Regions from separate parts of the Homo sapiens genome. Here region 2 is linked to region 1. Evidence: chromatin contacts called from ENCODE Hi-C or POLR2A ChIA-PET data. All regions are on one chromosome and are shown on one strand. The core of a region is the stretch at or near the end of the contact, and the rest is flanking DNA. Distances in the headings are between cores, read along the strand shown. Region 1 has its middle 100 kb from the start of RUNX2-AS1. Region 2 overlaps CLIC5 (chloride intracellular channel 5).

What was found. A loop is a pair of places that touch in the nucleus more often than their neighbours do. ChIA-PET counts read pairs that join two places held with the same protein, here RNA polymerase II (POLR2A). Pooled maps may share reads with other maps.
Region 2: a loop to region 1 is called in a map with no recorded cell type, with 3 times the contacts of the local background. The contact joins two enhancer-like sites. A Hi-C loop is called at or near these places in 10 of 37 single-sample maps with no recorded cell type and 9 of 50 pooled maps. POLR2A ChIA-PET finds 5 or more read pairs at or near these places in 2 of 52 experiments (OCI-LY7 and SK-N-SH).

Annotation. Positions count from the first base shown.
Region 1 is chr6:45,674,620-45,679,334 of GRCh38, forward strand. No RefSeq gene overlaps it. Among named protein-coding and RNA genes, the nearest start is that of RUNX2-AS1, 100 kb to the left of the region's middle. RefSeq lists enhancers at 3,143-3,202, 3,213-3,332. Within about 2 kb of position 3,037, at least 10 of the 41 ENCODE cell types and tissues checked have a DNase peak (open chromatin) inside an H3K27ac peak, as active enhancers do.
Region 2 is chr6:46,008,422-46,013,734 of GRCh38, forward strand. All of the region lies in intron 1 of CLIC5 (chloride intracellular channel 5), which reads right to left. Among named protein-coding and RNA genes, the nearest start is that of CLIC5, 4.8 kb to the right of the region's middle. RefSeq lists an enhancer at 3,074-3,123. Within about 2 kb of position 3,195, at least 12 of the 41 ENCODE cell types and tissues checked have a DNase peak (open chromatin) inside an H3K27ac peak, as active enhancers do.

The DNA of each region.
Region 1 (4,715 bases), core at 1,787-4,286:
TGTTGGAGTACCCTGCCATGTGAGGTGTCAGTGTGCCCCTGCTGGGGGGTGCCTCCCAGTTAGGCTGCTCGGGGGTCAGGGGTCAGGGACCCACTTGAGGAGGCAGTCTGCCGGTTCTCAGATCTCCAGCTGTGTGCTGGGAGAACCACTGCTCTCTTCAAAGCTGTCAGACAGGGACATTTAAGTCTGCAGAGGTTACTGCTGTCTTTTTGTTTGTCTGTGACCTGCCCCCAGAGGTGGGGCCTACAGTGGCAGGCAGGCCTCCTTGAGCTGTGGTGGGCTCCACCCAGTTCGAACTTCCCGGCTGCTTTGTTTACCTAAGCAAGCCTGGGCAATGGCGGGCGCCCCTCCCCCAGCCTAGCTGCCGCCTTGCAGTTTGATCTCAGACTGCTGTGCTAGCAATCAGTGAGACTCCGTGGGCGTAGGACCCTCCGAGCCAGGTGTGGGATATAGTCTCCTGGTGCGCCGTTTTTTAAGCCGGTCTGAAAAGCGCAATATTCGGGTGGGAGTGACCCGATTTTCCAGGTGCGTCCGTCACCCCTTTCTTTGACTCGGAAAGGGAACTCCCTGGCCCCTTGCGCTTCCCAGGTGAGGCAATGCCTCGCCCTGCTTCGGCTCGCGCACGGTGCGCACACCCACTGGCCTGCACTCACTGTCTGGCACTCCCTAGTGAGATGCACCCGGTACCTCAGATGGAAATGCAGAAATCACCCGTCTTCTACAGCTCACCCTGGGAGCTGTAGACCGGAGCTGTTCCTATTCGGCCACCTTGGCTCCTCCCCTTGCTACCAAATTATTACTAAGCCTCCTACAAAGCAAGGTCTCCACTACTCCTTTGCTCAAGCATGGTGACTCTAACCTTTGCATTCATGGATGTGGCTGGCAGGATGCCCCGTGGGCTCAAACCATTTCCATAAAGTACACGTGCAAAGCCCCTGCTGAGAGACACCAGGAACATCTTTCAAGGCTCTCAGCTCCAGCTTCTTCTTTCAAAATGCACAAGGTACAGTTTCTGCTGCCCACGTGGTCACTGGAGGGTGTTAATTCTCCGACCCAGCCATTCCTTCCAGAGCAGGCACGGTATCCTGTCCACCCTGTCCCTATAATGCCCAACACCATCTAGGCGTGTAGCTGGTACCCAATACTTGCTGATGGAGGGAGCAGTCCCTGGGCCCACGCTGGCAGCGGTGAGCTCCGTCTCTTACTTCCTGAGGGATGCCTGGGCTGCCTGGATGGAGATGAAGACCTGTCTGCTGGCCAGTCTGGCAGTGGCCCGGGAGGGAAGGTCATGATGACCTGTCTCCTCTACAGCTTCCAGGCCTCGCCTTTGCTTGTTTTCTGGGAGCCTCGGTGTCTGCCCACAATGGCATGGCTCCTTCAAGCTGCCCAGATTCTTGGCCTGGTGTGTGGGCCGCACGGCTTGTTTCCATGGTGAGCATGGCAGGGGTGGCTGGCACCCCCAGGCTGACAAGCATTCCTCCCAGGTCTCTCTGAGCAGAGCTTGTGCCAGCCACTCTGTTCCCAAAGGGGGTTTTCTGATGTGGGGGGTGGTCACCTCAAAATTGGCTGTGCTTTGAGCTAGAGTGAACAAATAGAAGACATTTGTATCCATTCCTTTCTCTGACATCCTCATTTGGTCCTAAATGGGTTTGGGATGCCTACAGGAAATATCGCTTTTGGGAGGGAGCTTGGACATCATCTGGCCTGACCCCCTTCACCCTGCAAATGGATCTCGGAAGGTCACAAAGGGCAAGAGACGGGCTCAGGGCACAGAACAGATGCAGCACTGAGCTGGGAGGAATCCTCATGTCTCCTGAAGCCTGTGTTCTTTCTGCTATAGCGCGTCTTGGCTCTCTGGAGTGAGTTACCCAGTGTTACTTCTACCCTAGGAAGGTGAGGTGTGGCGCGTTGGGACTGCCTGGAGCTGTCAGGCCACACGCTCATGCACATGCATGTATGCACAGTGGGAGTGGATACAAAATTTAAAATAAAAAACAATTTTAGTTTGTCTAAACCACGGGTTGGGGTGAGGGGTGGTGAGCAAACCACGACCAGTGACTTACTCTTGTACAGCTTGTGAACTGAGAATGACTTTTACTTTTTTTTTTTGAGATGGAGTCTCGCTCTGTCGTCCAGGCTGGAGTACAGTGGCGCAATCTTGGCTCACTGCAAGCTCCACCTCCCAGGTTCACGCCATTCTCCTGCCTCAGCCTCCCAAGTAGCTGGGATTACAGGCACCCGCCACCACGCCCAGCTAATTTTTTTTTTTTTGTATTTTTAGTGGAGATGGGGTTTCACTGTGTTAGCCAGAATGGTCTCGATCTCCTGACCTCGTAATCTGCCTGCCTCAGCCTCCCAAAGTGCTGGGATTACAGGCGTGAGCCACCGTGCCCAGCCTACATTTTTAAGTCGTAGTGAAAAAATAAGATGTGACAGTGACTGTATGTAACCTCAAAGCTGGAAATACTTAACCATGTGACCCTTTCCAGAAAAAGTTTGCCAATCCCTGACTTGATGACCTGTCTGATTGTTCACCCAGTAATGGTTGGCAGTCTTCCTAGGACATTCAAGACTCCCTCTTTATAGGTAGATCTGGTTGGCTTCATAGGCTCAGACTCTGAAATGCAGAATTGGCAGCTTTCTTCCTTCGTCTGTCAGATGCCTATGGCTTTTCTAAGTTTCTTGCTGTTGCTGAATTTTTCTCTCCTCAGGATAAATCAAGCAGTGGAATCCTTTGTCAGGTGAATTAGGGAGCCGAGGCTGGTGATGGACATTTACTGCTGGTACCCACGGTAGGGCAGGGAGGCAGGGACACTGTTGCCTGAGGTGTCCTGCAAATAAATGACTCGGCTGGGGCTAACCAGAGTTGAAGGCTGAGAACAGACAGCTGCCAAGAGTGTGACAGGGAAAATGTCTTTCCCGTCAAAGAAAAACATAAAGATGCTTGCAATCTGAGTATTTCTGTTTCCTCCCCTCCACGACAGGCTTCTCAACTAGTTCCTGTCTAGCCAGGCTGCTCATTTCTTTATAGTCACTGAACCAGAATAACCACAGATCAAGCCGGAAGCACATGATAACCCGCTGAACTCCGCACAGCCCTGGCTGGGCTTCTCTGAGTGAACAAACGCTGCCCTGGTCTCCGCAGCTGTGAAATATCCAGTGAGCATCCAGCTGCGGGTTAGTTACTTCCACAGTCAGAGAAGGAAAGAAGAAAATAAGAGTGACAGATGCACAGAACCACGGACATTCGAGACTGTCATAGCTGTTCACAGTTGTTGAAGATTTACAGGCAAGCCGTTTGGAGTTTAAATGTGAGATGACACCAGGGGCCTCTAATGTACAGTGGAGCTTTAAGCATGATATGGGGGCAGAAAATGGTCTGGGAACCCCCTTCTCTGAGATCTTAGAAGTTCTGTTCTATTGACTCCAGGCAGGGCTGCAGCCACGGTGCACTTCATGGACTCATAAATATAACATTATTGGACAAAAAAACCCCAATCCTTCTCTGACTGATTAGGCCCAGATTGGTCAGCCCATAAATCAATGCTGAATAAGAACTATAAAGTTGTGAATCAATGTGTCCCAGATCTCCAAACTGGAATGAAAAAACAGGAATAAAATAGCTGGAGCTCTTCCAAGATCCTTCTTTTCATCCCCCTCCTCCCACCGCCCCATATGCTAGTATGCTAATTTTAAAAGGCTTCTCTTTTCCGCTCCTTGGCCTGGCTGTGGACAGCATTTCAGGGCAGGAAATTCGGTCTAGAAGTGTGGCTGAGGAAACAAGAGGCTGTTCTGTTGCATTTCTGTTCAGGACTGATCTGTAGCTCTGTCGTGTATCCTTGGTCATGTATCCTTGGCCAGGGTCTCCACCTGTGGCCGAGAAGTGATGGCATTTGTTGTCTGTGTCACAGATACAGGAAGGGAACAAGAGTGATCAGGTCATGTGTGGTCCATGAATGGTTTTTTAGGTCCAAGCAGTTTAAGGGCTCTGAGTCCCTGCATTGAAATATTAAATATAATAATGGATTCTCACCTGTAATCCTAGCACTTTGGGAGGCTGAGGCGGGTGGATCATGAGGTCAGGTGTTCAAGACCAGCCTGGTCAAGATGGTGAAACCCCATCTCTACTAAAAATACAAAAATTAGCCTGGCATGGTGGCAGACACCTGTAATCCCAGCTACTCGGGAGGTTGAAGCAGGAGAATTGCTTGAACCCAGGCAGCAGAGGTTTCAGTGAGCCGAGATCATGCCACTGCACTCCAGCCTGGGCGATAGAGTGAGACTTCGTCTCAAAAAAAAAAAAAAAAAAAAAAAAAAATGGAGTCTCCTCTTAGAACTGCACATGAGGTTTAGAAATGCCACCTGGTCATCCCTGTTGGACATGGTTACCCTCTTTGGATCTGGGAGCTGAGGGTATCTGCTGTGAATGTTGTCCACGTGTACTTGGAGGGCATTCCCTGTCCTTATTCCTCTGGAGTTCCAAAGCAAAGTTTGTTTTCTGAATCCCCCTTCTCTACCACTCTCCTCTCCAAAACACACCCTCAGGGTACTCTTTCCCCTCCTTTTGACAGCTCATTTCAGGGACACACTGTGTACATGTACCTGCCCCTCATAAGGGCTCGTTGTTAGGGGCCTGCTCTCCTGGGCTGGGAGCTCTCACTATTTCCTGGTCACCCCGACGCTGAGCTTCCCTGCTATCTTCTCCCCTTTGGGGA
Region 2 (5,313 bases), core at 1,945-4,444, 330 kb after region 1:
ACTGGTCCCATCATATGCATGACTCATTGCATTCCTGTCACTCATGTGCCACTGATGCTTGTTTGCATTGCACTCCTCAGTGGCACTCTCACAAGCTACTGGAGCCTGTCTTCTTCTCTGATCTCCCCCAGCCCCCTTCAGCTTTCACAGAGCCTGGCACAGAGTAGGTGCTCTGTAAGCATTTTCATATATTGATTGATTGATTATATTTTATCCCCAACTCCCTACATTCTTTATCTTACTATCTCCTTCATGCATTGCCATTTAAAATTATGTGTCACTCCTATATAATAAAAAATATACAAAGGAAGAAAAGAAAAATTACAAAAGAAAGGTCAAAAGCATTTCTTTCCTCCCTTTTCTGGTTTATTTGAGGTCAATCTGGAGTGATTCATGTGAACCAGCATATTGCCTTGGCTACCTCCATCCTGTGAAATGCTTGTTTGAAGTAGCGACTGGACCATATTTTGTCCTTTTGATGCTCCACTGAGTAGTTCAGCCCTATTTACCCATGGTTTGCACCAGTGGTTCTCAGTCTTTGATGGGCTTCAGAATCACCAGTGGGTAGCTTCTTAAGCATACAGATGCCTGGGCCTCACCCCACCCTCCTAAATCTGAAACTCTATAGACAGGACCTGGGCAGGTACAAGTGAAGAAGGCAAGTGCAGTGACTCTTTCATGCCCCAAAGGCTGAGAACCACCAGCCTACCCATGGTTTACCTCCAGTGCTGCTGGCATGGGAAGAGTCTTTGAATCCCCCTTAAAGACTCTTCCCATGCCAGCAGAGCTAAAAGAACTTCTAGAAGTTAACAACTCCATTTCTTTTTACAGGGAAGAATTCGTTTCAGTTCAGACAGTAGGCTATTTATCTTATTTGTCCTTAAAGAATTTCACATCTCAGAACTTAGATACTTCTTTCTTGAAAGAAAAGACACGTTTCCAAAGCAGGTTGTCATTTAGCGAACTGGAAGAGAAATGTCCCTGACTGTGGGAGCTGACCCCTCAGAACACAAGCAGTGTTAGATTTAAGACACCCTGGGTAGAGAGAGTCCTTTACAGAACTACATCTTAGGAAACTCATGCTTAACCACTTTGCATCTTTACTATCTCTAGTTCCTCCAGTCTTGACAACAGATACAACTCAGGATGTGTTCTGGGTAATAGTTTTTTAATAGATACCAGAGAGTGAGAGCCTACGACATTTTCCCCATAATCCTGGTAGATAATACGTGTGCATGTGTGAGTATATTTGATGAGAGCACCTATGGCTATGCATAGCTGGAAGATTGTTGAGGAAGGGGTAGTAAAATCTGCAAAGAGAACCAGGGATCCTCTTGAAAATAAAGAGGATCCTTTACCCTGGCCTGGCTACCAGGAGCCTTGGGGAAGCAGTTATGTAGGAGCTTTCTTGGATGAGGGAGCAACTGACAGGAGGAATCAACTTCCCCTGAGTTTGAAGAACCCAGTGGGTCAGGGATCTGCAGTTACCCTGTAGTCAGTCCAACCACATTACTCCAGACATGGGCTCTAGTGGGCTCCAGCTTATGGAGCAGCAGTCCAGTCAGAGGCAGTCAGATCCAGTGGTGGTTGCACTGTACTTCAGTTGCCATTGGTCTGCAGCAATGAGACTCACTGCTTGTGTTCTCAGGGGTCAGCTCCAACAATCGGGAACATTTCTCTTCCAGTTCCCTGAATGACGACCTGCTTTGGAAACTTACATTTTCTTTCAAGAAGTATCTTGGTTCTGAGATGTGAGATTCAGCTGGTAGGACTGAGCCTCTGACTTCTTGTACACATCAAGGGAGGGAAGCCCAAGGGCTTTACTTTTACTTATTGGGCTACATGGAGCCTACAGAGAAAGACTTACTAATAGGCCAGATCCATACTCAGCTTGAAATGCTGACACCAACTCCATGAAAGATGTGCTGCTGCTATTAGCACTGCACTGGTTAAAACAAAAAAAAAATCTGTGGTCCAGAGAGGTCAAGCAGCCCATCCTGGCCAACACACTGGTGAACCCGAGCCTGACACCAAAGTTTCACTCTTCCACCACATCTCTTGCCACCACTAACATGGGGCCAGCAGCTGACAACTCAAAGGGAACCAAGAATGAGAAGTTTTTGACCTAACTGACTGTCTAAATTGACAGACGCTTTGTCTTGCATGGAGGGGGCCAATAAATGCCCAAAGAGACAACACAAGTCATCAGGGATGCAGGAGCTCTCAACACTGGCAGTGGACGTCAGCTTCTGCAGACCCAGTCCTCATTCCCACCACCCTGCCATGGCACTTCAAATATGCATCATACAACTCTTGACGCTAGCTCTCCAGGGATGTGTTACCAGGAGAAGAAGCACTCACTGCCATAGCAGGGCAGGCAAATTTGTGTATTGCGTTATTGACTACAGATCAAAACCTGAAGATAGTGGGAAAGAAAAACACAGTAGCTTAATATGATGAAGGGAACTTTAAAAACCTAGTGAGCTCATGCTTAGGCAAGCGGCCCAAGGTGACCAGGCAGTCACAGTAGCTCAGGGACATAGAGGCGACACCACAAGATCTGATCCTATCTGTTCTGGAAGTCAGATGACCACACCACGAGTCACCACAACTTGTATTGCACCCTGCACCACTCAGAAACTTTTGGGCCACTCAATAAATGAAAGACTAGTCGTTTCCATCAGACAATTAGCAGAACTCTGTTTTACTTCCCCCATGCTGAATTGATGATTCTTTGACTAGACCAACCCTATACACGATTGTTCTGGAGTCCTGTGGATAGGGCTTAATAGTTCGTCAGCATCTGTTAACTGGGCAGTGATTGGATGCAAGCTTTCTATCAACAACACTTCTGACCGTGATGCCCTGAGGCTGTTAGAAGTTCTGGACATTTAATCAGCATTAGCAAGGCCACCTATGTCAGCGGTGGCAGAAGCTGCCTGCTATTGGACCTGCCTCTGATTATGACTCAGTGGCTCTCCACCAGGGCTGCACGCTGGAGCCACCTGAGAGTGGATATGAAAATATTGTTTCAGGGTCCCACCCACAGACACACTGATGTAATCGGCTTGGGGAGCAAACTGCCATCAGAAGTTTTAAAATCTCTCTCAATGGATTGAATAGGTAGTGAAGGCTGAGAACCACTGGTTTCTGTTGAAACCTCAGTTCCTGGCTGAAGAGACACTTGCGGCGAGCTTGTCTGTATCATTAGTCACTTCTGGGGTCCAGGGGTGAGACTGGGAGTGGAGGAAGCAATGCAAATGGGTGGAATGCCTTGATCTAACCTACACAGCACATCCTGTGTTTGTCTTTTCAAATTGCTTTCTGTTTTGCTTTTACTTCCTTGCTCTATTTCTTTCAATAAACCACACTCACTGCCATTACCTCTAGCCTGTTGTCCTCCTCTTAGGATCAAAGTCCAAGCTACATATTATCTCATTTACTCTCAAAATATCCCTGCAAGTGAGGAAGGAGCCAGGCCTTTGTTCCCCAAGGCAAATCAGGGACGTGCAGGTCCAGAAAGGTTCAGTCTGCCATGGGACTCATAATATTCAAGTCAGTGTGTTTACAGCAATTTTCAATTTACAAAGTGTTTTCACCTATGTTCTCCCATGGAATCCTCACAGCAAATCTACAATGACAGTATTTTCATAACCAGAATGACCACACATCCTTATTTGCTCCCAAACTATCCTGGGTTATACCTGTGGTTCCAGCCTAATTATTGATATCATTCCCTTTCACTCTCAAAAGTGTCTAGATTTGGACAATAAATTATATGGTCTCCTTATTTATAACCATGCTCTTGTTTTAAGAGGGCCAGTGAGGCTCCTGAAAGTTAAATAATTTGTTCAGGATCATTTAGCTAATTAGAGGCAGAGGCAAGACTTGAACTCAGGTACTGCATCTCCAAATCCCTGCGCCATCCACAGGTATTATGGGACATTAGAATCAGAGTTGACATGATCTAACATTTCTTATTGTAGAAACTAAAAATGTGGGGAAATAATCTCTTAAAAGTCACTGTCAGAATGTTCCCCGAAAGGGAAAGACTCGGAGTACATAGCAGAAATGGGTTAGTCTCCTTGGAAGCATTCTATGAACACATTAGAATGGATTAATAACATAAATAAATGTCACCATGATGGCACTTGAAAGCCTAACTTGGCAAAATAAGGTATCAGGCCTGACATATAGGTATTTGGAAAAGAGCAAGAAATTCAAAGTCTAAACTGCTAGATTTGAGGACTGGATCTGAATGCTATCTGCCATCTACCTTTGGGCATTTTACCTACTTTCTGTGAGCACATGTATTGTTCAACAGAACAGGAGGAATTATCATTCTTAGTTCCCTGGGCTGTTACAAGAAGAGCAAACTGCAGCTCATCAAGTGCTCTGACAGCGAGTCTCATAAGGTACCTGTGAATCCAGTTTATTTGTTTTCTTTATCTTTCACATAAGTGAATCAAGCCTTATAAAGTTGCTGATGATCAAATGAGATAAGGTATTTGAACATACTTATTATGTCCTAATATGCTGCAATCTTTCCTTCTTCTTATCATTATCATTATCAGCAGTAGTAGTAACAGATAATGACTATCAATTGACGTGGGAGACAATTACAATTACATGTCATTGTGAAACTCATTAGGTGACTGTGATTTAGAGTGGTACACCCAGTGGAAACAAGAGGTTGGGAGGTCCTTCCAAGGGGGTGTTGAAAATGACCAAGTCATGACTATAACTGGGTGGGACCCATCCTTCTTGGAAGTCTTCATAGAAACCAACCCACCCTGCCCTGCAGAAAGAGCTTCAGTTACCTGACACCATCAACAAGAAGGCCTTTCTTTTTATGGGGAATCATGTACCTCAGAGAAACTCCAAACTTTGGAAAAGTGTGATTCTGTCAACAAGGATATTGCTTCCCTCAAATGACACAGTTCAAGTAAGGCCTGGGCAGCATCTTTATTTCACAATATTTCTAGCCTTTACTTGTCCCATTTACTTGTAAATGAGAACTGCTAACCTGAAGCTCAAAAAGATGGGGTTGAGGGAGGAGTCAAAACAACTTTCATACCTGATGTTTTGATCTCCCCATCAATCTGGTTTTTGAGCTAGCCATGAAGGCCTGCCTGGCTCTCATTGATTTCCTTTAGGGAAAAAACAAATGACAACACAGTCATTTTAGAATTATTTGGGGAACGCTGCAAATTGTGCAGTAAGGTTTTTATATAAATGGAGAGACTCTCCAACACTGCCAACAAGAAAATTCCAAAGGTGCAGGTAGAATCGGTCTCCACACCTAGGAGTGGG